Regions from separate parts of the Homo sapiens genome. Here all the other regions are linked to region 4. The links are chromatin contacts, found by Hi-C or POLR2A ChIA-PET in ENCODE. All regions are on one chromosome and are shown on one strand. Each heading gives the region's core, a stretch centred on a gene start or an enhancer-like site at or near the end of the contact. The rest is flanking DNA. Distances are from core to core; before and after follow the strand shown.

The links. Hi-C counts contacts between places; a loop is a spot of excess contacts on that map. ChIA-PET counts read pairs that join two places held with the same protein, here RNA polymerase II (POLR2A). Pooled maps may share reads with other maps.
Region 1: a pooled map shows a loop between it and region 4 (7-fold over the local background). The contact joins two enhancer-like sites. A Hi-C loop is called at or near these places in 1 of 37 single-sample maps with no recorded cell type and 3 of 50 pooled maps. POLR2A ChIA-PET finds 5 or more read pairs at or near these places in 1 of 52 experiments (AG04449).
Region 2: a map with no recorded cell type shows a loop between it and region 4 (7-fold over the local background). The contact joins two enhancer-like sites. A Hi-C loop is called at or near these places in 2 of 37 single-sample maps with no recorded cell type and 3 of 50 pooled maps. POLR2A ChIA-PET finds 5 or more read pairs at or near these places in 1 of 52 experiments (activated T-cell).
Region 3: a pooled map shows a loop between it and region 4 (4-fold over the local background). The contact joins two enhancer-like sites. A Hi-C loop is called at or near these places in 2 of 50 pooled maps. POLR2A ChIA-PET finds 5 or more read pairs at or near these places in 2 of 52 experiments (GM12878 and HEK293).

What each region holds. Positions count from the first base shown.
Region 1 is chr14:68,179,590-68,183,288 of GRCh38, forward strand. All of the region lies in intron 7 of RAD51B (RAD51 paralog B), which reads left to right. Among named protein-coding and RNA genes, the nearest start is that of RAD51B, 360 kb to the left of the region's middle. Within about 2 kb of position 2,167, at least 4 of the 41 ENCODE cell types and tissues checked have a DNase peak (open chromatin) inside an H3K27ac peak, as active enhancers do.
Region 2 is chr14:68,208,989-68,212,224 of GRCh38, forward strand. The region is part of intron 7 of RAD51B (RAD51 paralog B); the gene reads left to right. Among named protein-coding and RNA genes, the nearest start is that of RAD51B, 390 kb to the left of the region's middle. RefSeq lists enhancers at 1,571-1,770, 1,941-2,220. Within about 2 kb of position 1,968, at least 16 of the 41 ENCODE cell types and tissues checked have a DNase peak (open chromatin) inside an H3K27ac peak, as active enhancers do.
Region 3 is chr14:68,305,432-68,308,848 of GRCh38, forward strand. The region is part of intron 8 of RAD51B (RAD51 paralog B); the gene reads left to right. Among named protein-coding and RNA genes, the nearest start is that of RAD51B-AS1, 380 kb to the right of the region's middle. RefSeq lists an enhancer at 971-1,110. Within about 2 kb of position 1,585, at least 14 of the 41 ENCODE cell types and tissues checked have a DNase peak (open chromatin) inside an H3K27ac peak, as active enhancers do.
Region 4 is chr14:67,879,536-67,883,230 of GRCh38, forward strand. The region is part of intron 5 of RAD51B (RAD51 paralog B); the gene reads left to right. Among named protein-coding and RNA genes, the nearest start is that of RAD51B, 62 kb to the left of the region's middle. Within about 2 kb of position 1,841, at least 2 of the 41 ENCODE cell types and tissues checked have a DNase peak (open chromatin) inside an H3K27ac peak, as active enhancers do.

The sequences.
Region 1 (3,699 bases), core at 917-3,416, 300 kb after region 4:
TCTAGAACAGTGCTTCACAGCCTTTCTTATGTCATAATACACATAGAAATTGATAATATTTATATGTCATATGGAATTTTTTTCAAAGAACATCTCTAGTAATAACATAATACAGAGAGGGATACAAGTTGAAAAATGCTCTTCTATGTTGTTATTGTAACTTTTAGGAGTAAGACTACCATAGAAAGCATGCATTAGAATGCTAGGCTATGACATGGGTAAACAGATGTTACATCTTTCAGGGCATCACACCATAGGAGTGGTATGCCTTACATCACATGGGAGATGTGAATGGCTTATAAGGAGTCCCAAACACTAGGACACCAGCCAGTTGAGGTCTGACTTCAAGACAGTTGGGTCTTGCACAGATGGTAGAAACAGATGGTAGAATGTATATTTGTGTATGGGGGGAGAGGGTGCCCTGTATTCCACCCTTTATTCCCCCCTTGCATTCTGAGACTAGAGCTTGGCCTATGGCACCGACAATTCCTCAGTCCTGAATAACATGTATAGGCTACAGCATTGCCTAGTTCCATAAGTCACCCTAATGGTTAAAGTTTTGCCACCTGTCACCTTAAAATACCCCAACTTTGAATGGATTCTGAACCATAGCCTACGTGTTTAGAATGTCTAGTTTGATGGAGCACAGATGGTTTGGGGAGCGCTAACATTCATCTTTACTTTGCCTTCATCTATTATTTTGCCCAAACGTGTTTATCCTACAGCCTGCTTACTAATGGCTCAGTTTGTTCTAGCTAGTTGTGGTTTGGGAGTAGGAGGCCACTCTGCCCACTGTTAGATGAGGGGATTGTAAATGTTAGAGAGGGCCGGGGTAGAGGAGTACTCTTTTTAAGAAAAGTAGTTGACTTTGATAATGAAAAAGTATCATCATGATTATCGTCATGCTGTTGAGTGCTTTACTACATTTCAGGCACGATAAGGTTATATATTTAATACTTACAACTTTATGAGCAGCTGTCGTCATTATCGCCACTTTACAAATATGGAAACCCAGGCAAAAAGAGGCTAAGTAACTTTGCCAAGGTCTCACAGGTAGCAAATTGCAGAGCCAGAATGCAAAACTACTGCCTTATGATCTGCTTCTCTAAGTAGCTGGGAATGGAGAAAGACGGCGAGCAGATGTATAGAATGCACTGATTAGGGTGACTGGGTGAGCTCTGTGCTGAGTTATACTTCAAGATGTACAGGACAGAGTTAGGGAAATGTGAGACCAAGGGCTTTTCTGGGCAGGAACAACCATACTGGCTGCTGTGGCAAGGTTAGAGCCTGCCAGGTAACTACAGTGAGACTTCCTTTTCATACAGATTGGGGGAACTGGCAAGACAAGTTATCATCACCTCCACATAGCAGGTGAGGGAAGGGAAGCAACAGCAGAGGCATTGGTGTTTTGTATTTAGAAGGGCACATAGCCTAATGCTAAAACTCACCCATTAGTTACATCAATGTTTGGATGCTCTTTGAAAGACTTCTCAGGAGAGGTGTGAGAATGATTTGATTTGAAGGTGGGTTTTAGTCTTGACCGTGTGCCACAGCAAACAAAATGAAACTCCCCTTGAGATAAAGGTAATCAAGATGAAGGTGTATTTACAAAGATGAGCAGTGGGATTTATCCAGTGACTCTGGAAGGTAATCCCCAGATTTAGTGCTCCATGAATACCTTGCCATGTTCCTAAGCTGGTAAATTACTCTGAGTTTTATGAGAGCGGATTGTGGGAAGCATCTAGATGAAATTCAGCCTGTTTCACCTCGAGTCCAGGGCTCACTAATGCACCCCAGGTGTGCAGACTGCCCAGGCTTTCTGCCTTGGAAGCCTCAAGGAACTTTCATCCCAAAGGGAAGCTTTGAAGAATACCAAGGACCTTTCTATCTGTCCTTGATTTTTTGTCATTTTTCTGCCCACATTTGGTAATTGGAGATATTTGTGGTGTTAAAGCCGGACTTGTTCCTTCTCAGCCTGCCCCCTCCAGTAGTGAAATTTTAAGCCTGTGGCTTTGATTATGCAAAGCAGTGATTTCTCTGCAGTGTCCCTCAGATGTAAAAGGAGAATGACTGAAATACTAGAAAGGAAGTTACGGGAAATCACCAAACAACCATTTTCCATGTCTACAGATCCTTTCATCTGAGGGCAAAAGAAGCTGGAGAGGGTGCCTCCAAAGGTGGGGGTTTGGAGGAGCACAATTTAAAATTCTCTGGGTTGTAGGCTAAGGATCAAAGGGTTATGTCCTCAGAATTACACGGTGAGTCACTGGAAAAACTCTGAGTAAAAGTCAGGCATCCTGTTTTCCAATCTTATATGCCTAATAATTTCAACTGGCTTTAAGACAGTACATTTATGTATATTTTTCATTTAGATCCATTGCCACCTAAAGAATATAATGATGTATGCATTATATAGATTATGGTTTCCATGCCCTAGAGCATCATGAGGTGTTTTGCCATGAGAATACAGTGGGTTAGGTGAAGAGGTGCTTGAGAAGCCTTGGTGTCTAATGTGTGGTCTCAGTACTCTGTGGAATCTCCTCCTCCCTTACAAACCACTGCCTCTATTCAAGCCATCTTGTGCTTCAATTTAGAAGTTCTCCTTTAAGAGAGAGTTTTCCAAAGCTAAATTAACAGCTATGCAGTGTACTGAGTAACTCTGTGATTTACTTTTTCCAATTTTGACTGCTGTAAGCATTTCAGTTTGTTTCCCACTAGTTTGGATCAACATGTTGGTTTTAACTTTATCTCCAAATGTAATGATTTTACATATTATAGACAAATGTGTTTGCACAGTTAAGGGCAGCAGGATTTGCTTGAACAGAGAATATGTGAGTTCTGTAACTTTTAATATTCAATTCAATTTAAATTCTTTTTCATATGTCCTTTTTATATATTCCAGTTTCTGATTATGGGTAACCTGACTTGAAGGTCAGACCATCTGAAGTGAAGATGGTTAAATTGTATGTGTTTGCACATGCATACACGTGTGTGTGTGTGTGCATGCATCCACATACACATGGGTGTTCATGTGGTAAAGGAGAGCCAGAGAGATGTTTAATTTCCTCACCACATTGTAGAAACTGAAAGAGACATGTACTGCAGAAACAAATTCTGAGATACGTTTGCTAACCACTTTTTTAGGTTTCACCTTCCGGGGAAAATGTTAAGGCATTTGCAAACATGCCTAGTTTCTTAGCGATTTAAGGCGCATAGACTCTCTGTGACTACACCTAGAGAGGTAAGACATGGAAAAGAACATAAGCTTTGAGCCACCTAGATTAGGGGCTTAATCTGGCCACACCACTTTTTAGATGTATAACTTCAGGTTGATTACTGGACCTGTATTCCTTTTCTTTCCTTGGTTGACACTTGTTCCAACTTATGATGTTGGTTTATGATTTTGATTTTAGTTTGGTTAACTTCTTATTTGGGGGATTTTGACTGACTTAATTTGTTCTCATCTTGTGTTAGGGTTCTCTAGAGGGGTAGAACTAACAGGATAGATGAATATATGAAGGGAAATTTATTAAGTAGTATTGACTCACACGATCACAAGGTGAGGTCCCACAATAGGCTCTCTGCAAGCTGAGGAGCAAGGAAGCCAGTCCAAGTCCCAAGACCTCAAAAGTAGGGAAACCAACAGTGCAGCTTTCAGTCTGTGTCCAAAGGCCCAAGAGCCCCTGGCAAATCACTGGT
Region 2 (3,236 bases), core at 718-3,217, 330 kb after region 4:
CCTTGAGGTGAAATCTTGTTTTGTTGAGTGGTTTAAGATGTTTTCTAGGGTGTAGCACTTTGCAGAAGTGCTTTCCTCTTTCATGATAGGTGACCCAGTTTGGAGATCAGGAAGATTTTGTCATCCTTCACATTGCAAGACTTGAAGACTTGCAACTCAAAATGGTATATTTTTTTCTTTTCTTCCAATAGAGAACAATTCCACTCTAGCACTCAAGTATCTAATACTTTTGGGACATGTTGAAACTGTTTCCATTTCATCTGATTTCACTCAGCAATTATTTATAGAACTCTCTGTGAGGTAGGCACCATGCTAAGTATCCTGAGGCTGACAAAGACATCCTTTCTAAGTTGAGGCAGTGACAGAGGGCACAGCAGCCATTGCTAATTGTCCTTGCTGCAGCCTTGTTGGGTGACACCTCTGGCTTCCAGGGCCTCATATTTTCACAGCTTCACTGATAACTCTCTGAGAGGAATTGTCCCTCCCACTAAGATTCCCTTCTAGAAGATGAGTTTTTCCATGAGCATTTTAAAATTTTCTTTGTTGCCTTGTTCATTTTTTTTTCCAACATTTAAAAGAGCAGAAGTGAGGGCGAAGAGAAAGGAGAATATTTAGATCTGAAAAATGCACCAGTCCACTTTTAATCTACTTTTGGGAAGATGATTGTAAGATATTCTGTACCCACTTAGGGATCTCCTGCCCTTCGGATACACATGCCTTAACTACCATCTTGCTAGAATAGAAGGTCCTGTGTTTAGGCATCAAAGAAAGGAATTGCACTGAGAAATTTTAGTGATAATTCTTTTATTGTAATCGTGATTTTCTTCCTCCTGCTAATCTTTTTAAGTGGTATTAAAGGAAGCTTCTTGCCAGGCAGTAATATTCCTCCATGAGCACACGATCTTTTTCCTTATTTGGCACTGGAATTTCATCAGGCTGTATTAGTCTGAGCGAAACATACTCTAGGAATACCTTTTTTTTTTTTTTTTGAGACAGAGTCTTACTCTGTCACCCAGGCTGGAGTGCAGTGGCGCCATCTCAGCTCACTGCAACCTCCGCCACCCGGGTTCAAGTGATTTTCCTGCCTCAGCCTCCTGAGGAGCTAGGACAACAGGCGTACGCCACCATGCCCAGCTAATTTTTGTATTTTTAGTAGAGACAGGATTTCACCATGTTGGCCAGGCTGGTCTCTAACTCCTGACCTGAGGTAATCACCTGCCTCAGCCTCCCAAAGTGCTAGGATTACAGGTGTGAGCCACCGCACCCAGCCAGGAATATCTTTAGAATAGTTCTATAGTTAGGAACGTTGAGACCAGGTAACAAGGGATTTATTCAATGGGATGACAATTTTTATACACCATGCCTGAAGCAAATAAAGGTGATCAGTATTTATATTGCAGTATTCAAATACTCTGGAGCCAAATAGATAGGACTACCTTAAAAATGTTCTTGTACATGTGGGTTTGATCTTAAAGATATTAGGGATGGTAACATACCATTCTATGTATATACATGACCAGGCCTTAGGTTACTTAAGGGTGATGGAATGACCATTGTGTGTGTCTTGTGTCTTGGTGGCCTTCAGTGAATTCTGCATGAGCTCTAGTAGTAACTGCCACTGCTGTAGTATCATGGAAAAAACACTGAACTTAAAATAGTTTTCTTACCTGTAACAAAATGGACAACAATCTCACAGAGTTTGTGTGAGAATTAAAGGAGAAAATACTTGGGAAGAAGTGCTTTGAAATCTCCATTGCACTCTGCAAAAGCAAGGAAATGCGCTTGTGATCAGTATCATGTTGACGTGGAGTGAGTTACTCCCCAGCTGTTCACGATATGGTCGCCCACAAAGAGCAAGTAGGTCACTTCACCAAACAGAATTCTGTATGTATTACAGAAACTCCCAGGCTGAGTCACCAAGTAAAATGAAGGGCAGTGTGCTCTATTTAAAATGTTCATTTCATTTTCGCATTCCATTCTTTACTAACAGAATGGTTTCACTTCATTTCCAGTCACTTTCATTTTCAGGTTGTCAAGCTTCACTTAGTGTCAGTTGTGTTCCCACACTCAAACATGTGCCTTGTCTTCCTTGATCTTCTCTCTGAGGATGTTTCTCTGACTAATGTGCTGTGGTCAGAACAAGAGCATTGCCACATGGTGCATTTCCTAGGTAGGCATGTCTAAAATCATTAAGTGGCCTAGCTCAGAACATTCTTTGTGACCCTTTCCCCTCCCCACCCAGTGCCTAGTGACTGATTTATCTGAATATAAGGCTACTTCCACTTTTAGTTCAAGGGCCTTGCTCCCTGCCTGCAAGAATCTCTCTAATCACATTGCCCTCCCTCCACCCGCTTTCCCCATTGAAACCAATGTTTGGAGAAGATAGAAGAATGAAAAGAACATCTCAGGTCCTGTTTTTGTACCACCTTCACTATTGTAGCACCTCTTTTGTGTTGCCAACTGAATATGGTATACATGGCTTTAAGGGGGAAAAAAGAAAAATAAAACATAAGAAAGTAGGAGAGCTCCTAGCTTTCTTAAATGAATTAAAGGCCTTAGGCCAGAGTGAATTATATTATAGATTGTAGACTAGATATGGTGGGGAAGGTTACTCAACAACTTGGTTGGGAAATAAATTAATATATAAAACCATCAGATATCAGAGCATAGTTGTGGAAAGTCACCTAAGGAAAGTCATTGTCTCTAGGCCAAAGACTGGCCTAGACGTAAGTAATGCACCAGTGTGTCAGAAAGGGGGTTGGTCGACATCAGAAGCACCCAGAGGCAAACACTGGTTGTGCCCTGTACCCACAGTAACTGTCCATAGAAATGTGAATGTTGGTAGTCTTCAAAGTTTCAGTGTCACTGGCAAGTCCTTCTTTGTTGGAAATTCAATTTAACATTCAAGTTCTATAGCAAATGCCTCCTATTATGATGTCTTGTGTTTACAGTTTGCCTCTGTAAGTAGAACCCTCTAAAGGGAAAAATGCTCTGGTCAGATTGTTATGGTCTGTATGACAGATACATAACTGTTGTAAATCAACACATTGGCATTCTCGTTTGCTCCACCAGTTTGTTGTGAACTTCGTCAGGGGAAGGCATCATGCCTAAGTCTATTCAACTCTGGGATACTGACAAGGTCAAATTTCTGTGCCTGCAAGGCTGGGACTGGACCCAAGCTGTACAGTTCATACAATGAAATAGTGCCATTTAGTAAAAAAGGGAGATAATATGGC
Region 3 (3,417 bases), core at 335-2,834, 430 kb after region 4:
AAGCTAAACTTTACATCTAAACTGGCTATATGTATTGCACTACAGTGCATAAGACAAGAAAAGTTACAAAAAGAAGGAAAATCCAGAACGTGAGGCCCACAGACATGAAACAGTTGAAGTCACACTGTAGTACAGCATCTAATGAATTGCCAGGATGAGAGAAGCAGATTTTTAATATCAGAGGCATTCACAGAAAGGAGAGATCATCATGATCTTTGTGATGGAGGCTTGGACCACTGCCTTAGGATGTCAGGGCAGAACTAAGATGGGCCCCTTGGTTGGTCTGTCCTGACTCACTGTGTCTGCAGTGCCTGGATATCAGCCAGCAGACCACCTCCATCATTGAGTTAGACCCACTTACAAGGTGGCAGGCTATTAACCAGTCCCCTGTTCCACTGAGAACTTGCCAGGCTGGCCATCATAGCATGGTATAGGTTGAAGTAGCTTAGTACCTGTGGTGGATGACTGTTTTTCTCGGCCAGCTGTTTAATGAGCACCAAATGAAGTAAAATGCTGCTTGGTTCCTCTCCTCTCTTCAGACACAAACAATCGAGCACATCCTAGTGGAAGGGCCGTGTTGGGGAACTGGCTTTCTTGTGCTGATCATCTTGGTTCCCACATCCGTCCCTCCCCTCTGGGCTAGAGTTTGGAGGAGCTATTGAAGAACCTTGAGAAAACTGTTAACCTTGAAAGTTTAGTTATTCATCATCAAATATATTAACAAACGTTTGTAGCCAAAGCTTTACTGTCTATGGCAGTTTTAAATAATTATCAAAATCATGATTTAATTAATTTCTCTCTCCATTTTGGGTTGGCTTAGAGGAGTAGGAGATTGCAATTCACAAGTACTTTCTGGTCCTGTAACCAACTTGCACTTTCAAGTTCAGGTAATCACCTTGTCCTTTTCAGTTTATTTACCCATGACTTAGGTTAAAGTTGCCCATGCCTCTGGTGAAATTCACAAATGAAACTTCACCTAGCTGGGTTTCATATTTGTAAGAAATCATTTTTTTTCTCCATGAGAATGTGCAGGTCAGCTGAGACAAGCATGATTAATTCTAGACATGAATTAGAACAAGCCCAAGCTGAACAGCTCTCTCAGAGGAAGTCATCTGAAATTGGTATGTGTGACCCAGTATATCTTTTGACCAATTTGCATTGGAAACCACAGTGAGCATGGAAGAAATATAACCTTGATCCTCTGGCCTAATAAACATTCTTGCAATTCTAAATGTACCTAGAGTTTGTGACAAGTGTGTATTGGAAAACTCGTTGAAAACACATGAGTTAGTAATGTTCTCTTTCAGAAGATGAACTTGCATGGCCGAAGTGAGATTCCAGTGGGAAAGACCTGGTAGAGAAAGAGTGGGAGAATGCGTTGACCTCTGGAGGGCAGATTATGGCATGCCAGGCAATGGGTTGTGCCATCAGGGAAGGAATCTAGAAAGACGAGGAGACTCAGGAGAAAGGAGATGACTTCTGTTGACAGGTCATTGTTGCTCAGACTTAGTGCAGATGAGAAAGGAAATCCAGAAACCTACATGACAGCTCCTCTTGGATTGGATGAAAATATTGATTTTTTTTTTTTTTCCCTATCTGGAATTTGACAGGGTCAGTTCATGTCTGGGTTTTCAGCACTTAATACAGGGCGCTTTTGTCTTGGGAGGCGGCTGGACTGGTTTTTCCTCCAGGCAGGTGCACAGAGGGCGTTTATTGTAGCCTGAAACACAAACACCAAGCCCCTAGGCCCTGATCCACACACTCTCCAGTGTGGCTCAAGGAAATAAAGTGAACAATGTCTCTTGCAACAGGCGAGCACTGTAAATGCCACTCCTGAATGATATATTTCTTAAAACTTTGTATCCGTAACCTGATCATCTCTTAAAACTTAATTATATGTCAGAGAAAAGGAAGCTATTGGCTCCTCCAGCTGTCCAGGTTGAACGAGAGCACACAATGGAGCATATCCGATTCACAGCCTTACTTAGGTAATCAGATTAATATCTCCTGAATTGAATTTACCCTTTTGATATGGAGTCTTTCAGCTGCCTTGTTTCACATCTCAAATTCTGACAAAGCTGTGCGGCCTTTGAGTAATTTCCCTGAAATCTATATGTGGGAAGCCTGTACTTCAAGCAGTTTTTGGGACTTGCACCAATTAAATCTGTCTCTGGCACACTTTTAATGGCATGCTTTCCCCTGAGTCAACAACTGCTCCAAAATCTGAAGTCATTTGTTTAATTTAAAAGCAAAGGTTATGGAACAACCATTTCAAGCTTCACCAGCCAAACTCCAGTGGCTTTGAAAAGGGAGATGAGGCAGAGGAAAGGCTAATAAACTGGATTTCTTATACACAAAATAAATTAATTACTGTGTTTCTGTAAGCTAGTATCAAATCAAGTTTGTTCACACCCTCCTTGCCAACCTAGCTCTCCCTTTCTCTTCAAACTCACCCTCTCTGGGCTTTCATATTCACGATTGAGGCTCACCCTCTTACTGTTGTTCTTGCAACACAAACATCTGGACTGGATTTTTGTCAGCTGGAGTTGAGAGAGAACTGTAAATGATGCAGTGATTTTTTTTTCGTCCTTATTAAATTTATTTATAGCCAGTCTGAAGCCAGGAAACATGCTAGAGCCTTTGATTGGAGGTTCTCGAGGAATGTACGGTGGATGGTATTTTCTCCTGTTGTTTTCTAAATAATATCAAGGATAGAATTACATAACTCCCAACTTGAGTATTTTTTGCCCTGAAGGACCCTTTATTAGGACATTTTGCACATCAGAATTCTTCCATTATATTTGCTTATCCAATATGCCTTCTTTTCTGTCAGTGAGAGAAAAGGAAATGTACATGACAGGTTATTTCTGAAAAATTAGAAAGATGGAGAGTGAGTTTCTGGTTGTTTGGGACATGAACCAGTGGCATGAGTATTTTCTTTTGCCAAAGGGACACAACATGGATCCTATTTCTACCTCTTAACAACCTCTGCAATCTTAAAGCTGCCAAATCTCAAAGAATTTCATTCATTTAGTCATTATTTAAGATAATAAAAGGCCCTACAAGCAGCTTACGAAAATAATTTATAAAATATTTTTCTCTGCCCTTAGACCTTGTTAAATAACAATGCCTTGGTGTTTATAAAATTATTTAAGAAACAAAACTTTCTAGAGGAGGCTGAATCAGATGATGATTTCTTGAGGTCCCTTCCCAGTTCTATGATTTGAGATGATTCTTTAATTTTCCTTCACTGTCATTTATATCTGTGTCATTAAAAAAAAAAAAAAAAAAAGGGCTGTTTGGGAATGAGATTTGCTACACCCGTAGGCATTTTCTTCTTCAGAAAAGAGACTGTTTAGCTTTCTGCCACCCAAGTCAGTCATCCTCAGCCTGAACAATGGAGCTTAATGTTCTCCA
Region 4 (3,695 bases), core at 591-3,090:
GGACTTAAGAGAGCCTCCTGCCTCAGCCTCCTGAGTAGCTGGGACTACAGATGTGAGCCACTGCACCTGGACTTTACATGTATTTTTTATGGAAAATAAATACATTTTTGACTAAAAAAAGTGAAAAAAGAGTGGCGTTGTTTTATGTTTTTGCAAATCTCTTTAGTGTCTGACTTAATAGAAGACAGCCTGATTCTAATATCTGCTTCTGCATTCAGTCTGTTGCACTCTGTTGTTTTGGTTGAGATATGAAGATCTGGCCTTATACTGGTTATAGTTGGAAAGGGAGGAATATTTTAATAGTCTCTTCAGATAATTAAAGATATGCTTCTTTGATACTACACCAGGAATTGAGTAATAGTTGCTTAGAGGTTAGTTGTGATATAGAATCTGAAACCATATTATTGCATTTTTTCTACAGTTACATTAAAATCTATTCATCTGTCTTAGGCTCTTAATGGATATTTACCTATGCATGATTTTGTAATATTATGCATTTATCACTCAGAAAATATTGGTTCACTGTCTTATGGAGTTCTAAATGTTGACACATTTTATTACTCAATATAAAAAAATTTCATTAGTATCTCCACTGATCTGAACAAAAAGTATTTAAGTATTGGGATGCAGTCAAACTCATGGTAGCAGATGTAAGTTTTTTAGGAATCTGATTTTTCATTAAAAGCTTGAATTTTATCATTGGCAATAAATATTGCCACTTGTTTTTCTTGAAGTGTCGGGCTTACTTTGCTCATTTTGAGAAAACGTCTACCAAATACTTAAGTCAGAAAAACCATAACTTATCTATCAATCATTCTTTCAAGTAAAAATGGTCTCCCATGGAAAAAGTGACTTCTTAGTCTGAGAACCCAATTGTACAGATGTTTTTCCTTGAGACAATGGTTGTACTTCAGAATGTAGTAGAAGTGCTTCTATTTTGTCAAACAGAATATTAAAAATATGTCTGTGTTCTAATAAAACTCTATTGACAAAAACAGGCAATGGGCCATAGTGCACAGTTTGACAACCCCTGCTTTATTTAACTCCTTGAGCAAATGTAGAAGATTAATAATAGCCGTTTTGAGGTTTTTATCCATGAATGCCATCATATATATAATTTTTTAAATCTGTTTTTATTGACTGATTTTTCTCCTGGTAATGGATCTTTTCCTCTTCCTTTACTTGTCTGGTAATTTTTCAATTCGATGTTAAACATTGTAAATTTTACGTTGTTGGTGGGTGCTGGATTTTAACATATGTTTTTCAAGAGTGTTAGGTTTTGTTTTAAGGTACATTTTAGTATTAGTTTGATCCTTTTGCAGGTTGCTTTTCTATGTTGTTATGGAAAAATCCCAGGTACAGTCATGCTTCGCTTAACAATTGGGATATGTTCTGAGAAATGCATTGTTAGGCAATTTCATTGTTGTATGAACACCCTACAGTGTACTTACATGCACCTAGATGGTATAGCCTACTGCGCACCTAGACTATATGGTATAGCCTATTGCTTCTAGGCTATGAACCTGTACAGCATGTTACTGTATTGAATAGGCAATTACAACACAATGGTAAGTATTTGTGTATCTAAACAAAGGAAAGGTATTGTAAAAATATACTATATAAGCTTATGGGACCACTGTTGTATAAGTGATGCATCATTGACTGAAATGTCGTTATGCAGCACATGACTGTGGTTTTTTATTCTGAAACTTATTTAGCTTCACTACTAAGGTAAAATCCTTCTGAAAATTCTGCCCAATGCCCAGTGTATAATAAGGTCTCTTTATTCTTCACCTTGTGTAAACCCGAACTGTTCTCACCCTGTGTGGGCACTAGGAAGTGTTCAGTCTGATACTTTCTGGTGGTTCTTTCCTCAACCTCAAGTAGTTTCCCTTCACACATGTGCAGATTAGTTCTCAAGTGGCCCTCTCTGCAGATCTTTGCAGTGCTCACTCTGCACACCTGCTTCCTCTCTGGTACTCTGCCCCATAAGTTCTAGCCACCTTAGCTTTCCCAAACTCCGATCCCCATCTCCTCAACTCAGGTTGTCTACCAGGCTCTGTTTACTTTCCCTTTCTTGTGTTGCAGCCTGGAAACTGCCTCTGGAGCAAACTGAGGTGATTGTAAGCTCATTGTGTTTGTTTCCTTTCTCTCAAGGATTACAGTCTCAAGCTTTCTATTGTTCAGTACCTGAAAACTCTTATTTCATGTATTCTGTCTGATTTTCTACTTATTATTTTAGTGCAATTCATGTACCAGTTAATCCTTTGTGGGCTAAAGTGGAAATCCCTTCTTTCATTCTCTCTTGAGTTCACTCTATCCAGGCTTAAGTTTCCAGCTCTATAATGCAACTGATTTAAAAAATTTTATCCAACCCAATAGCAGCATTCGAAAGAGTTGATCACTCACTTTTTCTTGAAAAGCTCTCTTCCCTTGACTTTTTATTTTTTTAGACAGGTTCTCACCTAACTCTGTCACCCAGGCTGGAGTACAGTGGTGCTATCATGGTTCACTGCAGCTTTGACCCCTCAGACTCAAGCAATCCTCTCACCTCAGCCTCTCGAGTAGCTGGGACCACAGGCATATGCCACCATGCCCAGCTAATTTTTTAATTTTTAGTACAGATAAGGTTTTGGTATGTTGCCCTGGTTGGTCTTAAACTTCTGGGCTCAAGAGATCCTCCTGCCTTGGCCTCCTAAAGTGTTGGGATTATAGGCATGAGCCACCATGCCCAGCCCACTTGGCTTCTTGGAACTATTCTCTCTTCTTTTACACCTACCTTCTTGGTCACCTCCTCCTCTCAGTCCCTTTTGCTGGATCCTCCTCATCATTTTAACTTCTAGGCTTTGGGGAATCCCAGAACTCAGTCCTAGGACCTTTTCTCTTCTATATCTGTACTCAATCCCTAATATCATCTGGTCTTATGATCTTTAAAATCTTTTATAGGCTGTAACTCCTATTGATATCTGAATTCTGAGCTTTCCCATGAACTTCAGATTCATATTCATTTGCGTAATGACATGGAACTTGGATAGGTTTACATACATGGATTTCCTGATATGTCCAAAACTGCATTTTTGTTTCCCCCATGAAGGAAATAAAACATGCAAATAACACCAATAACCAAAACCTTTATGTGAATCTTGTCTTTTCTGCTTCAATAAAGTTGTGATTCCATTCTTCTAGACACTCACCCAATTAGTCAAGAAATTCTTTCTTTTTTTTTTTGAGACGGAGCCTCACTCTGTTGCCTAGGCTGAGTGCAGTGGCGTGATCTTGGCTCACTGCAACCTCCATCTCCCAGATTCAAGCGATTCTCTTGCTTCAGCCTCCCGAGTAGCTGGGATTACAGGCGCCCGTCACCACACCTGGCTAATTTTTGTATTTTTAGTAGAGACGGGGTTTTGCCATGTTGGCCAGGCTGGTCTTGAACTCCTGACCTCAGGTGATCCGCCTGCCTTGGCCTCCCAGGGTGCTGGGATTGCAGGCGTGAGCCACCGTGCCCGGCCAAGAAATTCTTTCAGCTCCTCTTTTGAACTATATCTTGAGTCTAGTTACTTCTCATCACTTGACCTGTTACTTCCCTGGGTGAGGTCACTACCAGCTCTTAACTGGTCACTACCAGCTCTTATCTGTGCTAGCTGATCTCCTTGCTTTCATTCTTGCCCAAGCCTCTTCTCCATTGGGCAGTTAGA